2 separate regions of the Homo sapiens genome follow, and region 1 is linked to region 2. The links are chromatin loops, found by intact Hi-C in ENCODE. Cell type or tissue: chondrocyte. All regions are shown on one strand. Links, peaks and the distances in the headings refer to the core of each region. The heading gives the core; the rest is flanking DNA.

Evidence for each region. Peaks named below come from ENCODE experiments on the same cell type or tissue, not always from the same donor. Only the 100,000 strongest peaks of a DNase experiment are listed, where the experiment ranks them.
Region 1: a loop joins it to region 2, with 2.0 times the contacts of the local background. A loop is called at or near these places in 16 of 110 quality-filtered maps.

Annotation. Positions count from the first base shown.
Region 1 is chr9:109,764,668-109,780,148 of GRCh38, reverse strand. It overlaps PALM2AKAP2-AS1 (PALM2AKAP2 antisense RNA 1), which reads left to right and starts at 7,878. Exons shown (of 3, transcript NR_171891.1): 1 at 7,878-8,174; 2 at 14,589-14,736. It also overlaps a transcript of PALM2AKAP2 not described here. In chondrocyte, for the core only: a CTCF peak has its summit at 8,899; no DNase peak of the experiment used is centred there.
Region 2 is chr9:109,698,444-109,713,924 of GRCh38, reverse strand. It overlaps a transcript of PALM2AKAP2 not described here. Among named protein-coding and RNA genes, the nearest start is that of PALM2AKAP2-AS1, 66 kb to the left of the region's middle. RefSeq lists a silencer at 8,082-8,376. In chondrocyte, for the core only: no CTCF peak of the experiment used is centred there; no DNase peak of the experiment used is centred there.

The DNA of each region.
Region 1 (15,481 bases), core at 4,546-12,545, 64 kb before region 2:
TGACGTCTCGGTGCCTCGCTCCGCCCCTGGAGTGTGATGGACCCGAGGCCGCGGTCCAAGGCGGCTCCGAGCGATCGCCGCCGCGGGTCTCCAAGGCGCAGACGGAGGGCGCGCGAGCCAGTGGGCACCTGGGGCGCGGGCGCACGGCGAGCCGCTGGGGCGCACGGCTGGCGTGGCGCGCCCGCGTGGACACGCGCTTGCTGGGGCGGAGGCAGAGCGCAGTGGCGCCTCCACCGGGCAGATGCCAGTGGAGAGGGGCGTCTGACCGAATGTGGGACCCGAGCACGTGCTGTTACGTGGGGGCTGGGGCCACCGAGTGTTCAGGGCACCTTCTGGCTCAAGCCAGACGCTTGAGCTCCACGTGGGGACATTTACAATTTGGGAAGGGCTGCCTTGCCCAAGTGGCCCACATGCTTAAGATGACCAAGTTCTCAATATCAAGTCGGCCGAGGGTAGGGTATATCTCCAGAGAGGCCACCCTTCTGGTGAGGCGATATGTGGCCTTAAAAGAAGCCGAGAGTTTTTAGTCCTGGGTGCTAGACTAGATTTCACAATGTGTTAGCTGTGAAATCTCAGGCAACTCGCTTAATCACTCTGAACCTCAGTTTCCTCATCTGAAAAAATGGAGGATCACATAGGTGTCATTAGAGACGAATGAGAGACAGTATGTAAAGGTGCTTTGTAAAGGGCATCACAGACATCTGCTCTTATTATCCTGTGACATTCTGGATTGAAATCCTTTCAGGGTCTTCTGTTCATTGCATCTGAAAGGAAAAGTAGGATCTACTCACTAAAATATTTCACCTATTCTTTACTAAAACAGGATACCATGTGGTACTAATGTGAGTCTTTTGTGACAGGTCCTGGACTGGATGTAAGAAGTGGATCAGGCCCAGTCCAAAAGGAGATCAATGCCAAAAGCAAAAAAAAATGCCTCTTCACATTGAGGCAGGACCTGCTAGAATTCCCAACATTCATATGCAAACGTTTCTTCATCAAATGAAATAAACACTGAAATAACTAATATGGCCTCTTTAGAGCCATAGGATTTAAAGGCATGTTAAAAGATATACACATCAGGCCAGATGCGGTGGCTCACACCTGTAATCCCAGCACTTTGGGAGGCCAAGGCGGGTGGATCACCTAAGGTCAGGAGTTCGAGACCAGCCTGGCCAACATGGTGAAACCCCTTCTCTACTAAAAATACAAAAAATTAGCCGGGCGTGGTGGCAGGCACCTGTAATCCCAGCTACTTGGGAAGCCGAGGCAGGAGAATCACTGGAACCTGGGAGGCAGAGGTTGCAGTGAGCCGAGATCACATCATTGCACTCCAGCCTGGGCAACAAGAGTGAAACTCTGTCTCAAAAAAAAAAAAAAAAATGCACATCAAATTTTCCCAGATCACCTGTTTCCTGAATAAATGCTTCCATTTCAACTAAATTGCCCTTTCAATTTTCACAGAGGTTCACCTGTCACTGATGAACAATTACTCCTCTGACCAAAGATGGAAGCACTCACCAAAATCGTTTACTGATGGATTGTTTTCCCATCTTTTTCATAACAAGTGTAGGTGGAGCTGATTGTTTAATAAATCCAAGCCAGTGCCAGATTCTACATCCCACTCCAATATATCAGAAACTTCTACTTTCTGGCTAAGCCCATCCTTTTCTTCAAATGCATCCTTTTTTCTTCATTTCCAGCACAAGCCCCAGCAGGACAAGTTATTTAAAGGGGTTTGCTCACAAATAAACAAAGCTGTTATTGCTTCAGCAGAGTGATTGTAGAGAATACTAAGATGAGGAAAATGAGACCAGAGAGGTTGAAAGACTCAGCTACAGTTATAGAGCTGGGATTTAAACTCAGATCACACTCACCAGAGCCCATGCTCTTAACCATTAAGCACCAGGCTTGGCCAATGATATGGAGATAGAAGCAGGCCCCAGGAATAAACAATTGAACCAGAAATGGTCCTTCTACTCCCAGCTATACAGATATTTAAAAGGTATGATTGAGCACAACAGTGTGAATGTACTTACTGTCATCAAACCATATGCTTAAAAGTGGTTGAAATGGTAAATTTTAAGTTTTGTATTTTTAACCGCAATAAATTTTTAAAAGGAGTGATGGAATGGGGAGATGGAGAAGGAAAAGGGCCTGGGCACCCTTTGGAAGTGATCAGTTGGAAATATCTGAACTCTGAATAGAAGAATCGGGGTTGGGGACACACATCCAAGTGTCATCTACTTTGCGGTTACAGCTAAAGAAATGAGAACAGCCAGGATGAGAAAACAGAGCAAGAAGAGGAGAGAGCCCAGCAAAGAAGACTGATAAAGTATCATCCGAGAAGTAGAAGGAAAAATTCAAAGGGATTTGCACCAAAAGCCACAAAGAAGGAAAGAGGTTTTCAACAGGGTCATATGCTTCTGAAAGGTCATGGGGGATGCAGATGAAGAAGAGACCATTGGAGGGCTGTCAGTAAGCCATGAGTGACTTGTGTCCAGAAGATGAGCTTGGAAGCACTTACAAGAGGTGAGGAATGACTGCTACCAAGTGAATGTTGAAAATAAAACAAACAAAAATGGGGATGAGCGAGAGATCAGAGAAGCAACCATGAGTACAAACTGCTTCTTTCAGCTCTTCAGATGTGAAAGATGAAGGTGGAGAACAGGAACATAGCCCATGGGAAGCAGGGTCTAGTGGAAAGGGTTTTTAGGTCAGGCAAGACTTGGATGTTTGGGGGTCAAAGCAAATTAGACAACAGGGAAATTAGGCCAAAGATACAGTCAAAAAGGAAGGTGAATATTAGTCAAAGTCTCTAATTAGTCAAGAGGACATTCAGATGAGCATCACATTAGCCAGTTAGCCTTGGGAAGAAGGAATAACGAAGTAGGGAAGGAGGAAGAAATGGATAAAGACAAGAAGAAAGTTTGAGTTCAACTCTCAGGAGAGAGGTTAAGTGAATTTGCATCAGATGGACTGGTTTTCCCAATTGAACAAAGAGTCATTGATTAAGACTGATGGCGTAGGGTTGGGGCTTCAGAAAAATAGAAATCGTTTGTAAAGAAACTGTGAAAGATGAGAAAGACTAAAACATGGTTCCTAATCAGAAATCTGCATCAGAATCTCCTGAAGACCTGTACAGAATTAAATTTCTACAGGGTGATGTGGGAGTTAGGGATGGGTTTAGAACCTTTGTACTAATTGAATTTACTAGGAATAGACTAAAGACTCATGACCAATAGTGTGTACTTCCTAAGTGATTTTTAACTGCCCTGAGACCCACAATAAAAAAAGCTTGTGTTTATTCAGTGTTGCGGATTATCAAAGCAGGTAAGACAAAAAGCCAAAGAAGAGAGGAAATTCAAAATGCTTCTGGCCAGGTAGGAAGTGTAACAGACTTGTTCATATACACATTTTTTTTTCCTCTGGCTGGCCAATTTGTGAACTCCTTCCCATCTTTGGGGATTTCCCATATTAAAAGCCATAGTGAGAGGCAGAGCCACATCCTGTGGTAGAAGCTGGGAGGTATCAGACACTTGTTCCCCAGATCCCCCTGAAGCCATGGTATGGCAGGCAATCTCGGCTCAGTCAGGCATGTGTGCCTGCCAAGAATTTTGGAGACTGAGCATGTTAGAGAATTCCTTCAGGCTATTAGTTCACCTTTGGTTGTACCCATTGCCCAAGCTTCCTTCTTTGGACGTTCCATCTCTCCTGTGAGCTATCTAATACAATTTCATTTCATTCTTTTTCTGCTCCTATCAGCCAGAATCTATTTCTGTTGCTTGGGACCAAGAACCCTAGGTGAAACAGGAAGGCACATGAAATGACTGCCTGATGGTTGGCCAAGGAGCAGAGGGAAAATCTTTTTTCCTCTTCCAGCACTTCTTTCAACTTTCTAAATTTTAGTATTTTAAAATCTTTGAACCCATTACAAACACAGGCATTTAAAACCCAAACTATGCTATTTATTTAATAAACATATTGTATAATTATTTTATATTAGATGTTTGGCCATGGCCTGGTATTAAGAAAAAAAATCGTAGTCTAGTGCCACAATGATATTGGTGACTATTTGCCCTCCAAACATTTAAAATCTGGATATATACATCACAATGATGCATAATGTATGTAACAAATCACTAGTTCTTGCTGGGACATTAAATTGTGTTGCATAAACACCATCTGTACGGTTTAGTGGTTTTTATGATAGATGCTTCATTGCAAAGCATTATACGAAAAGGATACAGAATGCTAGATATGCAAAATAGATGTTTTGTTAATAAAAATTTCAGAATCTATTTTAGAACATGAGTCCTTTGAGAATCACAAACGATCATAGCCAATTCCTTTGTGGGGAAAACAAGAGCTCTGTATACCAAAAGGGAAATGACTTGCCAAGGCCCGTTGTGTGAGTAAAAGTCAGTCTTGTTGAGCAAGAGCTATGAGTGTGACATTTCCCAGCAACCTGAAGCTTCCCTTGGACAAAAGTAATTTTGAAAGGAATGCCAGGATCCCCTCAAATGTTTATATTTGTGTTAGTTCTTTTTTGCCTGGGATCTTTTGAAAATAAATGGTCATTTAAAACATATGTGATAGCTGCACAGAATCAAAAGAAGGAGAACATTGCCTGTGGTCCTCTTGGCTCCTGTGGTTGTTAGCTCTTTGGGAAAGTTGATGGGATTTCAAGTATATGCTATTTTTCTCCATGGGATCCAAATGATAGATTCATTTAGGGAGTCCCCATGGAGCAAGAAGATAGAAAGAAGTCAGAAAACAGCACCATTGTGAAAAATAAACTAGGCTGAATGTTGCTTAAGGTATATAGTGGCTAAGGTCTTTACATAGCAGATTGAAAATGAGCAATTGGAAATCTGGCTAGAAATGAATATCAATATTTCACTGTGATGACTTCCTTTTCTCTTGGTTAGCTTTGGCAATGTCAGTTGATCAACATGAGTCCCTAGAGGAAACTGGGTAGATAAGGAGAGTGTACGGGAATCAATTAGAGCCAAATGGTTAGAGATCATTCTACATTTATTTTGTTGTGGTAGTATGGACAAATCACATAATAGATTAGAATGACAGTTTCCTTACATTAAGATGGAAATGAAAATATGTGATGTCCAGTCTCATTGGGTTGTCATATCTGATAAGTTTAAATACTGTGTTATTCAGATGTTGGTCCAGAGTGGTAGTCCTGTTAATGACAAAAGTTTTGAAAAGTAGGATTAGGAAGTAGGAGGTAGATATGACACAGAAAAGACAGGAACTCTGAAGACAAGTTGGAATCTCAGCCCTCTCACAGGGATGTTGTAATAAATAAGGTTAACAGATGTAAAAGGCTTGTGATTGGCCATGGTAGGTGCTCTGGAAATGGTAATCTTGATCACTCAACCCAATCATTGCTTCATGAAAAATGCCATGGACCAACTTAAGTGAATGACTTCATTTTATCCACCCTTTTATGTAGGCTTTTTTTTTTTTAAGGGTTGAGCTATCGGTATTCTTAACATTCCTCCCATTAGTCAGTACTTCTCATTTTCCATCTTTTAAACAAGAGGATTCTGCCCTATGTCATTTATTATCTAGAAACACCTTTACTAGACTCTGCTTTTAATGATTCTTAGACATCTACAGTCTTATCTTTTAGTGTGGGTCAATCTAACAATTATAAATAAGAAGGAATTTAAAAATTTAAGAGGAGATAGATTAAATCCTAGGAAAATATGGGAAGAACAGCTTAATTTTTGAGTATTAGGAAGAGAGCTACATGCCTACATATTGAAGGTGCTCTGTGGTAGAAACAATTCTAGGTTTGGCTATGAATTAGCTACAAACTAGAAAGTCTTTGGGAAGGCCAGGTTCTACTCCAGCCTGGTTATCTGATGCCAGTAGACACAGTCAGGTCATTGGTTTCTCAGAGAGCTTAGGGGCCAGTCTGGTTTACCTTAGCACAATGACCACGATGTGCTCCGTCAGCTTGGAATCCCTTTTGGTAGCGTGGCCATCAACACTTTCATTGTTAACCATGTTTCAATAATGCCGTGTACATTCTGCAAGTCAGCACTGCTGACAAGAGAGAAATTTCCTGCGGGGTTGGCAGTGGAGGGATGGTGGCCTGCCTACTAAATCCTGTCCACCCTGCTGGCTGGGGAATGAATAATGAAATTGGGAAAGCCTAGCTTCAGCTCCTACCACCTATGGATGCTGTGCCTGCCTGACACCTTTGGGAATGACAGAGGTCTCAACTGCCCCTTGCACACCCTCCATATATTGACTAAATGGATCCTAGCCAGTCTCAAAAATTGCTCATTACTAATGTGTGACCCTCCCAGCCAGGGCCTCCCGGACAAACTGCCTTTCCCCAAAGCAGCTCATGGTAGAGTGGAATGAACATAAGACAAAGTATCAATCCTAGGTCCTAATCCTAACTCTGCCACTTGCTGTGTGACTTTGTACAAGTCACTTGCCTGCTCTGAACTGAGGTTCTCTATTTGTAAAATGGGAATAGGTTTTCCATCTGTAAACTGGGAACAGGGATAGCTAACTAGTCCCATTAGATTCTTATAAGTTTAAAGTTCGTGAATGAGAAAGTGCTCTGAGAACTACAAATGCTGTGAGAGTGAAGAACTACAGTGAAATAAAATACTTCAAAAGTAGGGCTTAGGGACATGCTGACTGGTTGGTGGGAAGATGTTTAGAAGGTGTTGCAGGCCAGGTGCAGTGACTCATGCCCACAATCCCAGCACTTTGGGAGGCTGAAGTGGGAGGATAGCTTGAGGCCAGGAGTTCAAGACCAGCCTGGGCAACATAGTGAGACCCTACCTCTACAAAAAAAAATTTAAATTAGCCAGGTGTGGCAGCATATGGTTGTAGTCCCACCTACTCAGGAGGCTGAGGCAGGAGGATCATTTAAACCCAGGAGGTCGAGGCTGCAGTGAATCATGATCGTGCCACTGCACTCCAACCTGGATGAGAGAATGAGAACCCCATATCAAAAAAAAAAGACTTTGCAACATTCTTTTTTTTTTGAGATGGAGTCTTGCTCTGTCACCCAGACTGGAGTGCAGTGGCACGATCTTGGCTCACTGCAAGCTCTGCCTTCCAGGTTCACGCCATTCTCCGGCCTTAGCCTCCCAAGTAGCTAGGACTACAGGCGCCCGCCACCACACCCGGCTAATTTTTTGTCTTTTTAGTAGAGATGGGGTTTCACCGTGTTAGCCAGGATGGTCTCCATCTCCTGACCTCGTGATCCGCCCGCTTCGGCCTCCCAAAGTGCTGGGATTACAGGCATGAACCACTACACCCGGCCCGACCTTGCAACATTCTATAGCCACTGTAGACTCAGTGCACCGGGAGAAAAGGTTGTGCTAACACATAAGATAAAATATGCTTTCAAGTTTTTGGAAGGGTTTCTAAGATGATCAAGCCAGTAAATGAAAATGCCAGCACCACCTGGGGCTCTCATTCACTCCTTGATGTTTCTCAGTCACTCCAGTGATTTCCCCTTCATGGGGTTTGAAGACCAACAGCCCCACATTCTGATCTACATATCTAATTAGCTTAAATACACGCAGAAAAGAGTGTAGCAGTCAGAGGATGAGATGGGAGAAACAGAGATAAGCAGAAGAGAAGGAAACAGAAAAACTTGGATCTTTTGTCAGTTGTGTGTGTGTGCCAAACCTATATTTGAATGCTGTTTGGTCTGTGTTTACTTTAATGTGTTCTTCTTTCTGCATTCATTCAGAGCTAAATTTATCCCACTAGAGAAGGCATACTTGGGGAGGTGGGGGTGGAAAAAGAACAGACACAAAGGCGGCTGCTTGACTGGGAGCCAGGAGCCTTGTGGAGTTCCCTGGAAGAAGACGGTGGTAGCCAGCACATGGAAGGTAGCCACTCCAGAGGCTCTGTGAGGACTCTGTGCAGACTTCACAAGGGAAGGTGTTTCCACAGGAGCCTCTGCGCCCTTCGCTTTTGAGAAGGAAGTGACCAGGAACAAGACTTTAGAACTTGTAAATTAGAAAAAGCAGTTCTATAACTCCCATGAGCTCCCAAATCTGGCCCAACCCTTCAGGAAATGAAGACTCAGCAGCTCTCTGGCCTCCCCAGGGAAAACAGTGTCTGTCCCCACGGAAAGAAGAAGGGCAGCTGGCAGGGCCACTTCTGCTGCAAAGGTGATCTTGCTTTCTATTGGAGGGTCATGCCAGTTGTTTATCTGCTGCGGTAATGCCTCTGGGGTGGGAGGGGAGGAGAGGGAGGTTGTTGCATTCCACCTTCTGGGTCGGATTAAGTATTGTGCCCCTAAAACTGGAGGTAGGATCATTAATGCTCCCTGGGCTGCGACCCAGGTGCCTCCTGTTGGTCCTTCATGATTTTCTTTCTTCCCACTCAGTTATCATCTTTCCTCCTCTAATGCCTTACTTCTCACTCCCCCAGAGTGAGCCCTTCTTACACTATTTTCTGTCAGTGGACAAGTCATTGAAATTGAGATAGCTTTTCCTGCGATCAGAGAGTTCTCTGTTAGAATTGAAGACCTTTCTGTAGAACAGGTAGTCAATTTCCATCTGGGACTCTGTCCATCATTATGAAACTTCCCTTCATTGATTTGGGGGAAGGGAGATTTCTAGGATTCTGGGATGGTTCTCCTTTGTTTTAGGCTCAGATAAGTCACCACAGCATCTTGCCAGAGTTTTACCCTGTATTTGGTGTCTAGTACCCTCCACTCCTCCCCAGAGAACTTGACACCTTCTTCATCTGTTCGTCCCATTCCAAATTTGGTGCTTTCTCATACCATGAGCTATGCTTGGAATGCAGCTCCCCCTCCTTCTTCTAACTTTCCAAGTCCCTTCTTGTTAACTTCACAGAGTTCCAGAAATCCCACCCCCTCTTGGTATGCTTGTCAGTCCCTTTGGGAAGGAAAAGGGGTTATCCCTCCTAATTCCAAACATAGCATGACTTGCAAATTGAATGCTCAACTTGCCACTCTTTCAGTTAATTCTAAAAATTATAAAGTCACAGCCTCGAAGGAGCTCTTGTCAGATTAATTGGTGTCCCATAAGCCACCATGATCATTGTTTGCATGTGATGAAGCTACTTAAGTTGGGAGGAAGCATAGATTGGACAAACCTGACCTTATCTTCCAGTTCTTACCACTTAATGACCTTGAGAATTGTACTTGACTTCTCTGAGTTTAAGCTATGCTGTCTGTAAAATGGGAAATACAATAGTATTCATTTCATAAGATTATTGTGACAAACAAATGAGATAATGTATACAAAGCTCCTGGCATATTGCAGATGCTCAATGAATTCTATTTTCTAATTATGAGCATAATCTTATCTGTTGACACCTGTATCCTTCTGGATGTTGACACCTATATCCTTCTAGATGTGTTTCTACATGCCTGTGTTCCAGTAAAAACTCCTGAGTGGCATGTTCAGCCCAGCACCAGTTGTGCCCAAGTGTACCCAAGATGGCCCTTCAGACTAGACCAGCATTTGCTCATGAATGTTCTTGACTGGTTGCTAACCTGGTCATTGCCTCTTACCTGTAAAATTTGCAATCCAAGGTCTTTTGATGCTGTACAAACCTTTTGTAACATTTTGACTATGCCAAATTCTGCATTTATTATCAGAGGTGGGAGACAAAAGTATAAAGTGTTCTACTGTGTGGTTTTTGGTACCATCCAGAACAGTGATTCTAAGCTTTAGGGGAGAAGAGTTCACAGAATCCTTTCAAGAATCTGGTAAGAACTATAGACTCCTTCTCAGAGCAGTGCACATGCATACAGCATTTTATGTATAGTTTCTGGGGTATCAGGAATTCCTTGAATTCTTCCAAGGACATTCTTAGAAGACTCATGGACTCCTGGTTAAAAAAAAAAATCTGCTCTGGGTCTTAGAATATCAGAGCAACTGAGAGGAACAAGAGAAAGTGGTTTATCTTCAAGACCCAGAAGCTCCTTTTGGGTATGAATGGAAGAGCACAAGAAGTCTGGCCAACTCCGACCCAGCCCAAGAGCTCCTCTGACCTAGCCAACCATTGGCTGTCTGAGCTCTGAGAGCTGCCCTTCTCTAGTTCTTTTCACTGTTGATGGCACAGAAAAGGCACAAATGCCAAGGAATCCCCTCTCTGGGCTTGGGTTACTGCCACTGTCTTTCTCCCAACCAAAGCTTCCTCTGACTCCATGTCTACCCAGCCTTTAGTTCTTCTAGGGAGAACAGCCTTCACCCGATCTCCCCGAGAAGGTACCTCCTTTGCATCTACATACAGTAGTTATCCTTTCAATCTATTCTTGCCTCCCAGGATAAGCTTGAAAGTGCTTTCTATTCTAGGTGGAAACAAAAACAAAAATAGATTTCAGGACCCCAAGTTGCAAATTCATTTAAATAAAACATAGCACTATGTTGAAACAGAATAATAAAACGGTTTGTCCACATCACCCTCAAACACTGTTAGGTCCATCTCATCAGGCACCTTCACAAATATCCTCCAATATTAAAAATCCACTTTCCAAAAGCCTGCCTGGCTTTTCCCCCCAACCACTGTTGGGTGAAGTCATTTTACTTCCAGTTTGGAAGTTCTAGCCAGAATCTGAGCTTAGTCCAAAACTATTGGACTCTGTGGCTTCCAAGGAAAACAGTCTGTCGCTGATTTAAAGACACTGTTAGGTTGGTGCAAGCCAAAACAAATGGAGCAGGCTTTTCATTAATAAGGAGGAAGCAGCCCTTCCAAGGTGGTGACTTAATAAAGCAAGTGACACATGGGCATCAGGTTTCAAACCCCAGCACCAGACAGACTCAAGATTTCACACTTGCCCTCTGAGCCAATAAAACCCTAAACTTGATAATCCCACTATTTAAAAACATTGTAACACCCCCAGCCCACAGAGGAAACGTTTATTTGCTAAGAATATGACCATTGGTGGGAAAAATAATGTGCATAGGTACACTTTTGCCATTTCACTTTCGTAGGAGTAAAAAACTAGTATTTTTATGGGTTCTTATAAGGCAGAAACAAACTAATGTCAGTAAAAACTACTATTTTTATGGGTTCTGATAAGGCAGAAACAAACTAATGCAAGTAAAAACTTGAAAGTTTCCAACAGTCTTTTTAAATTAAATAAAAGTATGAATAGAAGACTGGAGAGGATAGTCTTGAACTTAAGTTGTTTTTATATTTATTTATTATAAATAGAGATAGGGTCTCACTATGTTGCCCAGGCTGGTCTCAAACTCTTAGGTGCAAGCAATCCTCCCACCTTGGCCTCCTGAAGTGCTAGGATTATAGGCATGAGCCACCTTGCCTGGTCTATTTTTAAATTTAATACACACTTACATGGTGCTGACTATATTACTGAATTCATTCAAAGTGCTTTACATATATTAACTAATGTAAACCTCATATCAGCCTATGAGAGTAGCACTATTATTATCTGAATTTTACAGATGAGGTAACTGAGGCACAGAGTGCTTCCAGTCACACAGCTTCTAAGTGGCAGATGTAATAATATCAGGTGATGAGCTTACTGTTTGTAGTATGTGACTGTGTGGAACTACTTAAGTATCAGGAACATTTAGCAGTATTATTTAAAAAATTGCATATTTCAAAATAGCTAAAAGAGAGAACTTGAAATGTTCCCAACACATAAAAATCATAAAAGCTTGAGGTGCTGGATACCTCACATACCCTAACTTAATCATTACATATTTTATGCATGTAACAAAATATCACATAAATCCCATACATATGTACAAACATTATGTATCAATAAAAAATTTAAGAATAAAAAATATGCATTTGAAAGAGGCAAAAGGGATACTTTTTTTTTAAGTACTTGGACTGTCATCCTAAGGAATAAGGCCTCAGATAACAAACATTAAAAGGACAATCAACTGAGCTGACTCCCCCATCCTTCCTTCCTTCTTTCCTTCCTTCCTTTTTTCTCCCTGCCTGCCTGCTTTACTCCCTCCTGCCCTCCTACTTTCCTTCCTCCTTCCTTCTTTCCTTCCATTTCTTTCTTTCTTTCCTTCCTTTCTTCTTACCTTTCTTCCTGCCTGTCTTCCCTCCCTTCCTCCTTCCTTCACTGTTTTTCTTTCCTTCCTTCCCTCTTTTTCTTTCCTTCCTTCCTTTCTTCCTACCTACCTGCCTTTGCTCCCTCCTTCCTTCCTTCCTTTCTCCTTCCTTCTTTTCTCCCTCTCTCCCTCTTTTCCTTCCATCCCACCTTCCCTCCTTCCATCCTGCTAAATGTATTAGCCCACGCTTTGAACCAGGCATTGTCCCATGTGCTAGAGATCAGCTGCCTTTTTTCCACCTAGAATCCAGGGAAGGGAGAGAGACATTAAGAGTAGAGAAGTGCACACTGTAACTTAGGAATGCTCTGAAGCAAGCCAACACTAAGGGGAGAGAGTGGCATGGGGGTGATGGTTTAGGTATGGGAGGAGGAAGTGACAATCAGACAGCCCCGAATGAAGCCAGCGATGGAGTCATGTCAGGGCAGAGGGAGCGAGGGGAGGGGTTCAGGGAGAGGAGGCCAGAGGGTGGCCCCACCAGATCTCGGCCTTGGGAGGGGTTAAGCAAACTGCAAAGTAATGTATTTACATTTTAAAAGGTCACTCCAGCTGCCAGGGATGAGGCAGGGAAGAAGATGTAAGCAGGGAAACCAGCAAGATCCTGCAGGATTCATGTGAGAGACCTGCAAAATGGTGTGGTAGGGGTAGATGGGGCAACAGCCTCCAAAGATGCCCACGCCCTAATCCCTGGAACCTGTGAATGCATCATCTCCAATGGCAAAAGGGACTCCAAGGAAGTGGTATTAGGGTGGGCACAGGCCGGTGGGGCGGCCCTGATGGAACTAATGTTTGGACAAAGCCAGGAGACCTTCACTCTGGGGTTGGAGGGAGCAGTAGGAGGGGACAAAAATCCAAAGTCAGCTGAGGAGGGGCCAGAACACATGAGCAAGGGGAACATGGACCCCTAGGGTTCCAATCACAGCTTTGAAGCTTACAAGGTGAGTTTAAACTTGAGAAAATCACTGCATTTCTCTCACATCAGCTCTCTCAATCAGAAAATGAAATTAATAGTGCCTAACTCATATCGGTGTTTTGAGGGTAAAAGTAGATAATCCATGTAAATCCCCAGGCACAGTGTCTGGCAGGTACTAAGCACTCTCATAAATGCCAGTCAGCAGCATTCTCACAAATGGAGTCGGGGACAGTGGCTAACAGCACTGGCACTGCAAGGCTCTGGGTTCCAACGTCAGCTCCATATTTATTGGCATGGGGGAGCCCTGGGCAAGGTACTTAACCTCTCTGTGCCTCAATTTTATCCTGGGTAAACTGAGGACAATAATATCTACATTATGGGGTTCATGAGAAGGTCTGTGTTGGCTTTTATTATTCTGCTGATGAGGATGATAAATAATGCACAGATTCTTTATGAAATGAAAACCTAGAGGGTAGATTTACTACATCAGAGTCTTTGTAATCCGCTATTTAAATGACTCACTATTTCTGCCTTATCAACATGCAGCAAAAGGATGATGAGGTTAACATGAAATCCATGCACAATAAATAAAGATGCTGTCAGCTTTGCCTTAAGGGTGATTTCACAATGCTGTGAACTCTATGATGCACAACCAGGCAGTGAAGGCCTTGCTTTGAGGAAATCGCAATGAGTCTGCAAGAAGATGCAGAGCCAACCTTTGAGAATTAATAGCCTATGCCTGTCAGTCATTCCCATTTTAATCTTCTACCCCTCCCTTGCCCAGTCTAGCTGTGGGCCTCTGAGTCCCTACACCTGAACCACATTTAGGGTCAGGGACCTTGGCATTTAATGATGTTTGGAAAACACTCAAATCATTTGTGCCAAAAACAGGGGTGACAATACTATTCCCACTGGGCAGGGTCATTGACTCGGCAGTTTGACCTACACAAGTGGCCCTTTTATGGGCAAAACGTTGACCCTGAGCTCCACAATATAAAGAGCTAAGTGCTCAGTGCATAGCATGTCCTTAAGTGCTTTCCGAAAGGACTCCCCAGACAGTAGGGAAGGTAATGCATGTACACTTGACATATCTTATCAGAGAAGCCCAAGACAGCCTGCCTGCCTCTCCTCCCTGGGACATTAGTGAGGAGCTGGGGGAATTCCAGAAGGCAGGCATGTGACACTCTGCATATGACAGGCCTGGGTATAACCAGGAACCATGTGGCCTCCATCACAATTGGTCACTGGGTTGATACCAAGTCCCCGACCATGTTGTGCATTGCATCTCAGGCTCAGGAGGTTTTACTCATCCCCTAAAACCTGATGCCTCATACTGTGGTCTGTGACAGCAGCAGCAGCATTACCTGGAGCTTGTTTGAAATGCAGATTATCAACACCCTGAGACCTTCTGAATCAGAATCTGCATTTTTTACAAACTGCCCTAGTGATCTGTGCACAATTCAAGTTTGAGAAGCACAGATCAAGGCTGGGTCTCAACTGTGACTGCACATCAGACTTTTAAAGGCGGGTTGCTCTAAAATTATACCCTTACCCAATGCCCACTCCAGACTAACTATATCAGGATCTATTTGTAAATTTCTCAGGTGATTTTACTATGCAGCCACTATTAAAAACCACAGATGTCATTGATGATGATGATGATGATGATGATGATGATGATGATGATGATCATGATCATGATCATGATGATGGTGATCATGATGATGGTGATGAAGACGGCAATGACTGCAGGTAACATTACTGAGCACTTACATGTGCTGAACTCTTCTTACTAGTATTTAACTCATCACAATTCTGTGAAGAAGTACTAGCATTGTCTCCACTTAAGACATGAAAAATTAAGGAACTGCCTAAGGTCATATAGCACAGATGTGGCAGAGCCAGAATTTGCAATTTTAACCTCTTCACAAATCACTGAGCCTGCCTCAGACTGACTTCATCAGAATCTCTGGGGGTGGAGCTTAGGTGTCCACATTTTAAACTTATGGACCAGGTAAATCTAATTCATACTAAAGTGTAAGATGTGAGAACCACGTTTTATCCACTCCCAAAGGGGTTTCTTTATTTTAAGGCTTTAGACATTAAAAAGAATCAGAGCTATAATGAGTTTGCTCAGCAGTTACTTTTGGCATCATCTATGGGGCAGTTCAGATACATGGCTGTTCATTATTTATATGACAAAGATATGAATCCTGAGTATCCACATTCCTTCCTCACTAATAACTGCTCAGGTCTTCTCATCACAGATGGTCCTAGCTTTAGTCCAGGTTTCACCTTGTAGTTCCAAATGATTCCTGACTCAGAGTTTTCTTTTCTTTTTTTTAAAAAATATTCATCCCTTTATCCGTTCATTCATCTACCCATGCATCCATCTATCCATCCATCCCATCCCATCCATCCATCCGTCCATCCATCCATTCATCCATCCATCCACCAGTCATTCATCATTCAACACCTTCCACTACTGCACTGGCAT
Region 2 (15,481 bases), core at 2,754-10,753:
TGATGAGCTAATATTAATATCTTATAGTTTACTAGACCTATTCTTTGTGTTGTACATTCTATGGGCTTTGAAAAATGTAATATGTAAAAATATCCACCATTACAGTATCATACAGAGTAGTTTCACTGCCCTAAAAATCCCCTGTGCTCTGCCTATTCATCCCTTCCTCCTTCCAGGTTCCTGGCAACCATTGATCTTTTTACTGTCTTTCTAGTTTTGCCTTTTCCAGAATATCACATAGTTGGAGTCATACACCATGTCGTTTCTTCAGATCTGCTTGCTAATGAGATTTTTGAAATAGACTTTGATTTGCTTGGAAACTCATTTGATTTTCAACAAGGTAATAATAACAGCTTTTGTTGTACTTGATTTGCCTTTATTCTTAAATAACCTTATTTTAAAGGAGACTTTATATCACTAGCATATATAGAAAAATAGTATTCCCTGACATAATACAGGACAGCTATGAAATATATCATTTAAATAGATAGATAGATTTATATTTAAATTATAAAATGATCATGCATGTGCTATCTAAAAATAACCTTTCTTACCACCTGTTGATGCCCACACTTTAGGAGACACTGACTTAGATATTTCCCAGCCCCCACTTTCAGTTCCATTCCTTTGATCTGCAGCATGAAGGCTGGGAAAAGAGAAAACCAAAGGAAAATAGACTTGCTGCCTCCAAGTGTTTGAAGAGCTCCCAAGAAGAAGGAAGAAGGGAGCATTCAATAAATGCCTGCCATGTGCCAAGTACCATGATAGATGGTTAAAATATATTATTTGGCCCAAACTCCACAATGGCCCAGGTGATGGGGATCCTGATCTTCGTCTAAGAGACCAGAAAGCCAAGATTCTGAGAGATTCTAACATGCTCTGCTACTTAAGTGATGGAGCAGAGTCAAACCCAATATCTCCATCCATTCATCTGGACTGTGTGGCCCATCAGGGTGAAAGAGATTTATTCTTTGTGCTTTAGAAAGCAGGACTAGGACCAAATGTTGCATAAGCATATTTCACTTCAGCTCAGCTCAGAAGTACTTTTCTTGTGTTATCATGGTCTAACAGTGGAAATAGACTGCCTTGGGGAAGTAGTGAGCTTTCTCTGCCCTGAATGTGCAGAAACTATGGCTGGAGACCACCTAAATGGGGAGCCACAGAGGGCTCCCAAATGTGAGATGGGTATGGGATCTCTAAGCTCTTCTGGGCCAAACATTCTGTAACTCCAAGCCTCTGTGCCTCCTTCTACTAACACCTAAACTTCCAAAGAAAAAGCCATTGGCTTGTTTGAACATCAGCAGGGCATTAATACATCTTTGGGTCACCTTAATCTTTCTGCAAACCATATTCCTTCTGCAGCCTTTATTAGGGCACCACATGAAAGACAGAAGGCATCAAAACAACTGTTTCCAGATGAATCTGATGAGTTGAATTATTGGAAAAAACACGTCATTGGAAAGCTGACACACTTCTGGAGACCGGGAAAACGTATTCCATAAGTCTATTAGTATCACCTTGGATAGAGATAAAAGAGCCTCCTTGCAAAAGAAATATGTTGAAACGTGACTTGAGCATCAGCTTGCTGTTTAGCAAAAAGCTCTGAGGTTAATCTTCTCTTTTGTCAGTAGATATTACCACTGACTCTAGGATAATACATGGATAATGTTTTAGCTAATCCTTTAACATCTTTATTTAACTACCCTGTAAGCAATGAACTTCGGCCTCAGAATTCCTGGTAATACTGACATGAAACATAAAGATTTAGAAGACTCTTGTATTACCCCTGTTTTATTGGGTGAAAAAGTTCACAGTTCTATAAAGTATATGTATCTGTCAGTTCAAAAGGCACAGCCAAGCTCTTTAGAGCCTACTCTAGAGCCTACTTTTTAGGTGAGTTGCTCACACACACACACACACACACACACACAAGCACTCACACAAGGACAGGCACATGCCACAAGGATAGCTCAGGAAGTCATCATTCATTTGGAATGTCTTCATTAATAAGTATATATAGATAGATAACAAAAGCCATGATTTTGCTGTCTCCTGCTCTGAAAGAAATGGAAGATCCCAGTCGCTGGACAGCCTAACACCATCTCACTAAGGGCCCTGTTAATCCAACAGAAATGTGTTCAGAGTACCCCGAAGGATTTCCCTGGAGGGAAAAGCTGATGTATGTTTAGCTCTCTGTGCCATAAGTGGAGCCTAAGCTTTCTTAAGGCGACTTTCACAGGGAGAAGGATGCCACCTTTTCTCTCTCCTGTTAGTTGCTGGACTCCCAGCTCTGTTATGTCAGGTGCCTGTGCACCCCTTTAACCAGCACACTCAGGACCAGCCTTGGGGCCCTCATAATCCTTCAACTCAGACTCACTAACCACCCTCCAATGTCGTCTTGAAGTAGTTTTTTAAATAAATACTTGGATTCACTTTATCTACCAAATATCTATAACACAACACCAAAATATAATCAAATGAAAAATGTATACACTTTGTACATCTAATTAATTGATCTGTGAGACTCCAGTAACTCTCTCATCCATGATTCATGAGGGTTTTATGAACCATCAAAATCTTCTCAGTAGTGCATATTAATATTGTATTTCAACAAACTCTCCTGTTTATGTTCAGAAGACATAGAATGTCTCTATGCTTCAGAATAGCCAGACAGATTCCACTTGGTAGAAAAGTGTGAACCCATAATCTTTTAACCAAGGCTACTACCAGGCTACTACCACCACCTTTCCATTTTTTTTTTAAATTAAGAACAAGGTCATTCCCTCTTGTCTGGCAAGGGCAACAATGTCCAAATATGGGCATCCTGGAATAAAGAACCTTTTTTCCACTTGAATTCCTATGGAGATCAACATGGCAATTATAATGCTTGTGTTCATCATGGAAACTGTCTTCAACCAGTTTTGCATGCATGTAGTGCTACAAACAGAATAAACATGCAGTGTAGATTTCAAATTGTGGCCACGTTGGAGAAACAGAATTTATAAACTGTAGCTCCTGCTTTTTCCCTGCTCTTTCTTTTCCAGAAGGTATATCAACTTCATTCTCCCTGCAAGGCCCATGGAGCCAATGGCAGACACCATTGGCTGCAATTTCAAGAGGCTCCAAACATTTCTGAGCTTAAGCAAAGTTGTAGCAGAGTTCAAGTATCCTTATTGCTCCTGCAACACTAATACCAGTTACCCAAGGTGAGGAGAGGAGGGGACAGGAAATAAATATCTGTTGAGGACAGACGGGAAACCAAGCACTGTACTCTGTCATCCAATCCTGAGAGCCATCCAGTGAATTCAAGGGAATCATCATTCCCAAAAGGTGATCAACAAGTGCTACTTCCCTTCCCACCCCGTCTTGCAGGTGAAAAAAACTGATGCTCAACATCATACTAACTTGCGACAGTGTCAGAATCCCAGGCTTCCATCTGCCTATAGAGTTCATTCTTTTCCTGTTACCAAATGCTGACTCCTTTAATTCTTTCTGTGGATTTGGGCTCTGGTTTCTCAGTCTCCATCAGAGCCTTGATAAATTGTGGTGTAGTTTGTGCCTTGCACAAAGAAACCAGACTGCTGGGCAGGAAGGGCTGAAAGTTAGCCTGTGCTCTACCCAAAAAGCCATGTCTCCTTCTGGGGCTGTGCATTACTTTCCAAAGTCTGCTTTAACAAATTACCACAAACTGACCAAAAACAACAGAAATTTATCCTCTCACAGTTCTGGAGGCCAGAAGTCCTAAGGTGTTGGCACGATTGGGTCCTTCTATAGGCTCTGAGGAAGCATTTGTTCCCTGCCTTTCTCCTAGCTTCTGCCAGCTGCCAGCAATACTTGGCATTCCTTGGCTTGTAGTTACGCCACTCCAATCTCTGCTTCCATCATCAAATGGCCTTCTTCTCACTGTTTCTTTTCTTCTTATAAGGACACCTGTCATTGGATTTAGGGCCCATCTGGGTAATCCACGATGATCTCAATCTCAAGATCCTTAATTACATCTGCAAAGATCCTTTTTCCAAATAAGATCATATTCACAGGTAGTAGGGGTTAGGACTTGCACATATCCTTTTGGGGCCAACATTCAAATCGCTACAGGTTGTATACACCTGAAGGAAGAGCAGCTTTTTTTAACTGTGGATGTGCTTTCCTCTTTAGCACAGGGACCTGTGAGCCAATGAAGCCCTGGTCTCCTTGGTGCATTCCCTGATGCCTGTGTCCATCAGTCTGGGCTTCTGACCCATTCTTTCTATTCATGCTACCAAAGCCTTTAACCCATGCCTGGGCCCCTGACAGCCTCCTCAGCTCCTGCTACCCCTCTGAGGAGTAGAGCCTGGTGAAGTCAACACATGGTCAGGGTCTGAAATTAGGTCTGTTCACAGAGTTGTATGAAGGAAGACTGGCCCTGAGGGCACAGGCTTGACTTGGCAAGAGACGGTAAAAGATAGTGTTGATGGAAAGCCATGGCCTGAACAACAGGCAGTGGCCCAGGTGAGCAAGCAGCATCCAGGGGAGTTGTCCAAAGGGGCTCAAAGCTCATAGCAACAAAGATGGAGTGACAGCCATCTTGACAAAGTCACATGGGAGGCAGGAAGAAGCATACAGAAAGAAGATGCAAGTGTCAGGCATCCAAGCACTAGGCTGGGCCTTACAAGGGGATTTGACAAGATAACTACACAGGGTGTCACAGTCAGGTCCCAAAGTTACAGCCAGATCCAGCAATAAAAGGAACATGCTACAGTGCCCCAGGATGTGGGCTGTGGTCTCTTCAATCTCTCCTGCTAATGGCCAGGATCTGTTTGGATTCCCCCAGTATTCCCATTTGAGAGAAGAGTAGTGCAAGGTAGGAGTCAGGCCAGGCCTCTCTGCTCAGCCCCTTGACAGGCTCAAGTACCACTATAGCTGGCCCCATCCCTGCTGACCAACCCTCTGTGAATTGCCCTTGCATTCCAGGTCTACCCTTAGCAGTTGTGGCCCAGTCCTCTGAATTCTCCTGCACAGCCTTCCTGACGTTCACACCATCCCAGATCTTGTCCTGAGTCTAGGTTTCAACTACCCAATGCTGGCAATGAGAGAGGCAAAGGAGAACTTACAAAGTACATGAGCTATCCCTGGAGGATTTCCAGTGTCGCTAAAGCAGGAAGCAAGCAGAACCTCATGGTAATTTTATTTTTGGATTTTGTGCCACCCATAGAAGTGAGTAAGAATAGACATTCAAAGACTTTCTAAGAATGCTCATGTGCAAAAAGGCTTGCCTGGATTGATTTCAGAAAGCAAACCTAAATTCCATTCCAGGAATTGTACAGCCTCGCAAGTTCCTCAGCTTCTAAATAAAAATCCCTGAGAATCTAATAATAAAGTCTTGGCGGTGCACATGGCTTTGCAGTGTTTATATTTAGCAAACATTTTCCACTCTGAAATGATTTCCTGCCAAAAATATTACATTCCAATAGATTTTGCCATATGATGCTTGATGCTTAATTTATTGTTTCCAAAATCATCATTGTCATAGAATTTGGGGTTTATGATGAAAATATGAAGAGTGAATTCAATATTTTGTCTTTAGTCAGCCTCCAGATTAAGGGTATTGATTGAGGTCCTGCTGTCTATAGTAAGTTGAGCCAGACTAAGAGAAAACAGGACTTACTCTTGTAGCATGTGATGGGCTTGTTTAGAATTAGTAAAAGATGTGGCCAGAGACAAAGGAGGCATTGGATGTGATCAGGAAATACCTTCCTGAGGTCTGATCACCTAAACAGTAGGGAGTCATCATCAGCTGTTGTACAAAGGAATCAACAATACTCTTATGATGAAATATGACAATGATGCCCACAGCGATTTAAAGAAGAAAGATAGTGGAGGGAGGGAGAGGAGTGGGACCTTTTGTTCTGTAAATAATGAGCGAGATGTGGTGTCAGTGAAAATGGAGAAGGGGCCATGAAGATCTTATGGGAAAGGCACTGGGCTTGGCCTGGGTTTGAATCTACAAGCTATTCATTTCAATGAGCCTGTTTCCTCATCTGTGAAATGGGAGCTATTGGTATCGGTGCCACTATGCGATTATGAGATCATTTATTGGATGGCACAAAGTAGTCACTAAATAAGTAAATGCTTACAGAATCTAAAGAAAGATCCTGGAGACTGGGGTGAAAATTATCCTTCCTTGCTGACTGTATCAAACAGGATTCTTAGGAGCAAGCAGAGAAACTGAGCATGGAAGGAAAGGAACTGATCGGAAGGCTATTAATAAACTCACACAATTAGTGGGAAAGTTAAAGAAACAGGCTTGGAAACAGGCAGGACCAGAAGACTAAGTAGCATTTAGTCACAGGCAAAATCAAGCCAAAAGTCAATGTGGTGAGATCACTCCTGCTGAGCACAGTGTGGCCATGCCTTGCACTACCTGGCACTGGACACGGACGCTGTCCCTGGAAACCAAGTTGGCTGTTGTCACTGCTCACCTGCCATCAGAATGGATTTCCCACTGTCCTCACTTCTTTGTATCTGAAGTGTATCTTTGTATTTGAAGTGCCTGACTTCAAAGCTGGGGCAGGGTGGGGGCCTCTAAACTTTAGCAAGCAGGTACCAGCGTTTTCCATTTTATAATGGGAGGCGGCTGATGCACTCCACCAAGACTCATAAATGGTGGTGGTAGGGGGGCAGTTCTCTAAACTTGGAAATGGATTCAAATGCTGGCAGCCAGAAAAATGACACATGTCCACTGCCATCACCAAGTGGAAAGAGAGGCCATGCAGAGAGAGGAGGCTAAGGTTATTTATTGTAAAGATTAAAGCCCAAGGTCAGGGAAACTGTGACTCTGTTTTCAAAACTTGGAGAATAATAAGCTGATTCTTAATAACTTACTGAGATATAAATTTTACATACTCTATAAAGCTCACTCACTTAGTGTACTAGTCAATGGTTTTTAGCATATTAAAATAATTGTGCAACCACCACCATAATCTAAATTTAGAATATTTTTATCACCCAAAATACCCTTAGTAGTCACTTCCCACCCCAGCCCACACTCAGCTCTAGGAAACCACTAATCTAACTTCTGCCTCTCTAGATTTACTTATTCTGGACATTTAAAATAAATGGGATCACACAGTATATAGGTTTTGTGACTTGCTTCTTTCATTTAGCGTGTTTGTTAAGGTGCATCCAGGTTGTAGCATGTATAAATATGTCATTCTTTTCATGGCAAAACAATATTTTATTTATGGACATACCAAATTTTCTTTATCTATTTTTCCATTGACAGACATTTGTGTTGTTTCTACTTTTTTGGCAATTATGGATAATGCTGCTATGAACATTTGTGGACAAGTTTTTGTGTGAACGTATGTTTGCATTTCTCCTGGAAATATATCTAGGTAGTAGAATTCCCAGCTCATATTGTAACTCTATGTTTAGCATTTTGTGAAAGAGTCAAACTTTTTTCCAAAGTGGCTGCACCACTTTATATCCCCACCAGTAATGTATGAGTATTTGGGTTTCTCTACATCCTTACCAATACTTGTTATTATTTGTATCTTTCATAATATCCATTGTAGTGGATATGAGTTATAAATGATTTTTTAAGTTTGACAGTTTGCCATGGTAGTGAATATCAAAAAAATAATCCTGAATTCAGCTAGCTACCATCATCATCATTATTATGAGTATTACTGAGGAATCAAGTTGGTGAATTTAAATGAAATCATTTTTATTTTTCTAAAAAACTGCAATACAGCCTTTTTAGTTCATAATTACATCTTGAACATATCTCATAGCTTTCCAGGCATGTTTTTTGAAAAGGTATTAAAATTTCAAACCAGTTAAATGTTTCTATCTCAAATGTGATTGAAATCTCACCTCTTCCCCTCCCCTTCCCTTCTACACGATTTTGATCCCTTGCTGGGGAGACTTGAAGTTAGAGGCAAGCATGGTTCATTCCTTCTTTTCTTCTCTCCTCCCTTAGTGGGACTTGGGGCAGGGCAGAAGGATTGGGGAATTATAGTGACATAATTGCTGTTCTTAATAGTGGATTCAGTTAATTCAATTGACCTATGGAGTAAGAAACTTTTATTATCTCTATTTAACAAATGAGAAACCAGAGGCACAGAGAAGTTAAATAATTCAACTAGGTTAAGTGACTCAACTAAAAGCATACAGTTAGTAAGTGGCAGAGGCTGGATTCAAACCCAAGTAGTCTGACTCCAAATATCTGTGCACTTAACCACTATGCTATCTTTGGAAAAGGACAAATACCACCTTCCTTAACTGGGTAGTTCTGCCTCCCAGTGGTAAGTCATAGGGAGGTGCCTGGATCCAACTGTCATTGGATCTTCTCAAATGTGGGTCACATAGCAATATTTTGTCCCATTCAACATCCTCTGGAAGCCCTTGGAGTGAATGGGTCAAAAGCAAAGACTGAAACACTAAGAACTGAACCACAGGAGATGACACAGGAAGAAGTGGGGGACACAAGTGACACATAGTAGCGATGGTGCCAGGTCATCCAAGAGAAGACAGAATTTCAGCCCACTTGTTTCAAAGTATAAAGTTTTCCTAAAGGCCAAGGAAAGTCCCAGAGAAGGTGGGATAATGACAACAACAAGGAGCCTGAGGCACAAACAATGGCATCCAGTAACACAGGGGTGGAGGTACATTTTGGAAAAGGCGATTAAGTGGAAAGAGTGAGTTATATGTGGAAATTAATATCAAGTAGTTGAAGGAGCATGCTAGGGGCACTTGTTTTCCAAGTCAATGAGGAGGGTATTGTTCACTCATTTGAAGGAAGGGTACCCACAGTCACAGATGACATTCACGGAGCCCTGTCCTGGTGGGCTAAGTTCTTTCCAGACATCTTTTCATGCTCATAAAACCTTCAAAGGTTAAGTTCTAGTTATGATCATCTTTCTTTTCCAGATGTAGTTAGGAAATGCAACCAAGGTCCTGCAGCTGGTGAGTGCTGAGTTCCATCTGATGCCCACACCTACGTTCTCACACATGTTCTCTTGACTCTCAGCATGTGGGACTGGGGGCTAAGGAGAGAGGAATGGTTTAAAGCAGCCCTTTTGGAGACCTGCCAGGGAGAAATGGAGAGAAGATGTGTCAAGCACTGGTGAGAGCCAAGTTGAAGTGAATGGCAGCTCATGGGGAGCTGAGTATTTATTGTTTTATGTTGTTCTCAAATCCTTTGGGGCAGAAGGGCAGCAATGGGGAAGGTAGATGGTGGCAGAGCTGGGTTTGAAGATTATCACGCATGTGAAATGACACCAACAGGTGAAAGGCCTGAGAAGAGGGGAAGGACAGCCTTGAAACAGTCAGCAGGGGCCACCCTCTGGCTCCCTGTAGCCTCACTGACCTCCCTAAAGAAGAGTTATTTAAAATCTGTGAGGGTGGAAACATTTTCCATCAGAAACTCCATTCTGCAGTATCCTCCCTCTAAAACTTTTTCTCCCTACAATGAAGGACCAAGGACTACTTCTTGCTACCATTCCCCATTTAATTGGATCCATGTCAATAATTCACACATTTATACAAGTGAATTTACAGTCTATGGCTCATCTGATTTCAATCATTTACACATCGTGCATAGGGAAGTAATTCAGAACCAGCACTGGCTTAGCTGTGGCTTTACAGGCTAAAAAGGGGGGAAATTTGGAAGAAGTATGAATCTGCTGACTTCATGGTCATAGTTGAGAACTTCTCTGAGCACCAACCCACCTGCCCAGCTGGTAAATATCCGGCCTGAAGAAGGGCATCTTCTGTTCTTTCTTTCAGCCCCTGAGTACCTGCTTTTTCTGCTCTATACTCCATCTCAAGCTCCCAGTGCCAGGAACTCATCTATCTATTCTCTCAGAGATGTCCCCTCACCACTGTCCTAAAACTGCAAGGCTCACAGAGTGAGGTCCAAGATACAAGAACCTGGCCAAGGAGCCTTTCAAAAGTGACCAGTGTGGACTGAAGGCAAGTGGATCCTTCTCCAGGGGTCTGGACTATGAAAGACCTCTTAATTTTTGTATGACCTTCAGTCTAACATAGTTTCAGGAAATAAAATAATACAAATTTTCTTATATCCAAGGACTGCATAAACTAATGTCCTCTGTAGATTAGTTAACATATTCTCAAGTAGGTTAATTTTTTTACCTCAGTACCTGCCCATCATTAACAAATATTAAACTGATATATCTAAAGTTTATATATGTTCATGAAACACAATCACACTGCAGGATCTTTCACACTAACACCATCCCCCTGTCTTTTAGAGAATGGGTTTATTTCTGATTTTCATAAATAAGCAGTTATTCTCGGTGATTCCAAATTAGTCATTAAAGTTGACAAGATGATTTGTCCAATTTCTATTTTTTTGGCATTGAATAAAGAAGCTATTTTGAAAAAAGTACATACTTGTGAAACTTGCCAAAAATTTTGCCATTATAAAATACCACTGTAAGACATTTTCAGGACATAATAGAATTATCATAAAAACATATTGCCAGAAACATACTGGGTATGCAATAAATATATTTTGAATGAATGAGAACCACTCTAGGATCTTATATATAGAAAACTTAGATAGTAAGAAAAATCCTTCTCTTTAGTCACAACAGAAATACATACCAAACTGAAACTACACACTTCAGATAAAGCCTGGAAAATATTTTTATGTTAAGTTATATCATGCTGAATACATTTTACTGGGAATACTGACCTGAATATCAGCAATATTGCAAAAGACAACTCCAAGTTATATATATGTATATTTGAATTTCTGAATTCAACCAAATGGGAAATGTCTTTTAGAAATGGTAAAAAATAGGCCAGGCACAGTGGCTCACGCCTATAATTCCAGCACTTTGAGAGGCCGAGGCGGGCAGATCACTTGAGGTCAGGAGTTCAAGATCAACCTGGCCAACTTGGTGAAACCCCATCTCTACTAAAAATACAAAAATTATCTGGGCCTGTTGGCATGTGCCTGTACTCCCAGCTACATGGGAGGCTAAGGCAGGAAAATCGCTTGAACCTGGGAAGCGGAGGTTGCCGTGAACCAAGATCACAGCACTGCACTCCAGCCTAGGCGACCAAGTGAGACTCTGTCTCAAAAAAAAAAAAGAAAGAAAAGAAAAAGTAAAAAACAAAAGTTACATCATCATGCCCAAGGATTTATTTTCTTTTTTTTTTTTTATTATTATACCTTAAGTTTTAGGGCACATGTGCACAACATGCAGGTACATGTTAGTTACATATGTATACATGTGCTATGTTGGTGTGCTGCACCCATTAACTCCTCATTTAACATTAGGTATATCTCCTAATGCTATCCCTCCCCCCTACCCCCACCCCCACAACAGGCCCCGGTGTGTGATGTTCCCCTTCCTGTGTCCATGTGTTCTCATTGTTCAATTCCCACCTATGAGTGAGAACATGTGGTGTTTGGTTTTTTGTCCTTGCAATAGTTTGCTGAGAATGATGGCTTCCAGCTTCATCCATGTCCCTACAAAGGACACGAACTCATCCTTTTTTATGGCAGCATAGTATTCCATGGTGTATATGTGCCACATTTTCTTAATCCAGTATATCATTGTTGGACATTTGGGTTGGTTCCAAGTCTTTGCTATTGTGAATAGTGCCACAATAAAACATACGTGTGCATATGTCTTTATAGCAGCATGATTTATAATCCTTTGGGTATATACCCAGTAATGGGATGGCTGGGTCAAATGGTATTTCTAGTTCTAGATCCCTGAGGAATCGCCACACTGACTTTCACAATGGTTGAACTAGTTTACAGTCCCACCAACACTGTAAAAATGTTCCTATTTCTCCACATCCTCTCCAGCACCTGTTGTTTCCTGACTTTTTAATGATTGCCATTCTAACTGGTGTGAGATGGTAGCTCATTGTGGTTTTGATTTGCATTTCTCTGATGGCCAGTGATGATGAGCATTTTTTCGTGTGTCTTTTGGCTGCATAAATGTCTTCTTTTGAGAAGTGTCTGTTCATATCCTTTGCCCACTTTTTGATGGGGTTGTTTTTTTCTTGTAAATTTGTTTGAGTTCATTGTAGATTCTGGATATTAGCCCTTTGTCAGATGAGTAGATTGCAAAAATTTTCTCCCATTCTGTAGGTTGACTGTTCACTCTGATGGTAGTTTCTTTTGCCGTGCAGAAGCTCTTTAGTTTAATTAGATCCCATTTGTCAATTTTGGCTTTTGTTGCCATTGCTTTTGGTGTTTTAGACATGAAGTCCTTGCCCATGCCTATGTGCTGAATGGTATTGCCTAGGTTTTCTTCTAGGATTTTTATGGTTTTAGGTCTACCATTTAAGTCTTCAATCCATCTTGAATTAATTTTTGTATAAGGTGTAAGGAAGGGATCCAGTTTCAGCTTTCTACATATGGCTAGCCAGTTTTCCCAGCATCATTTATTAAATAGGTAATCCTTTCCCCATTTCTTGTTTTTGTCAGGTTTGTCAAAGATCAAATGGTTGCAGATGTGTGGTATTATTTCTGAGGGCTCTGTTCTGTTCCATTGGTCTATATCTCTGTTTTGGTATCAGTACCATGCTGTTTTGGTTACTATAGCCTTGTAGTATAGTTTGAAGTCAGGTAGTGTGATGCCTCCAGCTTTGTTCTTTTGGCTTAGGATTGACTTGGCAATGTGGGCTCTTTTTTGGTTCCATATGAACTTTAAAGTAGTTTTTTCCAATTCTGTGAAGAAAGTCATTGGTAGTTTGATGGGGATGGCATTGAATCTATAAATTACCTTGGCATGCCCAAGGATTTATTTTCTAACCGTGGTATCTTGTAGATTGTTTTGTTGTCTGTATCCATAATATATATACCCCAACCTTACATTATCTCTTAAAATTTAATACTTAATACAAAATATTCTTTAAAATATTCCCTTTTCCAACTACAAAATGTTGCATTTCAGCTTTTATTTCCATGCCTATCATATGCAATATCCCATACTTTGTTATTGTTACGATTCCAGTCATATTATTGACATAGTACATTTTTGCCAGCTACACTCATGTTTGACCTTCCAGTGAAAGGCTAATTTTATTTGGTGTTAAAATGAACACTTTGAAAACATAAGAGAGTGGTGAAAAAGAAAACAGAGAAATAATACATCTGCTTTCCTGGATTAAAAGGATATGAAGCATCCAAAGAGCTCCAGGTGAGACAGACACAGCCCAGCAAAAATTTTCAAATAAATATTTGGGGAGGATGCCAAGAGCTTTTTAGAGTAAGTTTTTAGAAAGAGCCCAAGCTTTCCAGTGAGACAACAAAGTGTAATTGTGAACAAGCAATCTATCCGAGAGGAATTTTGAGATGTCATGGGGCAGTTGTATTCAGAAGGACATAAGAAATCATTAAAGAGTTTGAGCAAAAAATCATTTAAAATATTGGATTGAGTGCTGTATTAGTCTGTTCTCATGCAGCTAACAAAGACATACTCAAGACTGGGTAATTTATAAAGGAAAGATGTTTAACGGACTCACAGTTCCACATGACTGGGGAGGCCTCAAAATCATGGCGGAAGGCGAAGGAGGAGCAAAGTCACGTCTTACATGATAGCAGGCAAGAGAGTATGTGGAGGGGAACTACCCTTTATAAAACCATCAGATCTTGTGAAACTTGTTCAGTATCAGGAGAGCAGCACAGGAAAAACCCACCCCCATGATTCAATTACCTTCCACCACGTCCCTCCCATGACACGTGGGGATTATGGGAGCTACAATTCAAGATGAGATTTGGGTGGGGACACAGCCAAACCACATCAAGTGCAGAATGAATTTGGTGGTATTTATATCTCTTCCTTCCCATTTGGTACAATATTTTAATGTATTATAAGAGTAGGCCAGGCACAGTGGCTCAAGCCTGTAATCTCAGCAATCTGGGAGGCTGAGGTGGGCAGATTACGAGGTCAGGAGATCAAGATCATCCTGGCCAACATGGTGAAACTCTGTCTCTACTAAAAATACAAAAATTAGCCGGGTGTGGCGGCACATGCCTGTAGTCCCAGCTACTCAGTAGGCTGAGGCAGAAGAATTGCTTGAACCCGGGAGGCGGAGGTTGCAGTGAGCCGAGATCATGCCCACTGCACTCCAGCCTGGGCGACAGAGTGAGACTCCATCTCAAAAAAAAAAAAAATAAATAAAGGTAATGGCTGCTGACAGTTGATATTGGAAAATACAGGGGAAAAAAAATGGAAATAAAAATCACTTCTTATTCAATCACCTCTGAATAATCAATCTTAATATTTTGGCTTCCTCTTCTCTGTCTGTCCATTTGGGTTCTTACTGTGTTGTCATGCTTTCTTCACTTAATAATATACTTTAAGTGCTTTCTCATATTTTTACTCTGAAAATATGGATTTTAATGGTGGAATAATGTTCTGGCCTATAATTTTGTCAGCAAATTTAATCATCTAATTTTGGAATAGATTGCTTGCAATTTTTCCTAATTATAAATAATGCTACAATAAACATCCTTGTACAAAAATCTTTATTTACATCTCTGATTATTCCCTCAATATAAAATTCTGAAAAGTGGAATTATGACTCCAATGGCAAGAACTAGTTTCAAGCTTTTGATTTATACTGCCTGATTGTCCACCAGACAGGCATCAGAAAAGAGGTACCAATTCTACTAACAGCTGTGTTGAATCTTTTCAACTACATTCTTGCTTCATAAGGTAATACAGTTACAACATTTTGCCAGTTCAGTGGGTGAAAATGGTATCTTGTGTTTGATTTAATGTGATCATTCTTTGTGAATCATCTGTTTGTGTCTTTGCCCATTTTTCTTTTTGCCCATTTGTCGTTCTGTTATTTTTAAGCACGACTTGCCCATAAAAATGTCCTATGTGCTGCAATCAAGTTGTCATCTTTAGCCTTTCAACTTTATTTCTTCTATTTCTTGTGCACAGAATTTTGAAATGTTATGTAGTCAAATTACTTATATAATTATACATGCATATAGCATTAAATTTCACAGTTTTTCCCCCTCTCCTTTTTGTACATTGAAAAGACATTTACTTACTCTCTGACTCTCAAAAGTAAGTCTCTACCCCTCAAGGCTAGATACTATATTCACTATGGCTTGTCCTTTCCTTTAGCACAGTGCCCGGCACATCACAGGAATCATTAAATGCTTATTGAATGAAAGAACACGTGAACAAATAAATGACCACCACTGCCACAATAGCATTCGTACCAGCCTTCCCACTCTGCATTTCCTGTGCCGTCTCTGAATGGATATACCAATGTGGCGGGAGTGAGAGGCAGGGAGGGGAGATGGTAGGGTAAAGCATTTTGGATGTGTGTTGCCTGCCTCAAAGATTAGCAACCCGGCTGGGTGTGGTGGCTCACGCCTATAATCCCAATACTTTGAGAGACCGAGGCTGGCAGATCACTTGAGGTCAGGGGTTCAAGACCAGCCTGGCCAATATGCCGAAACTCTGTCTCTACTAAAAATACAAAATAT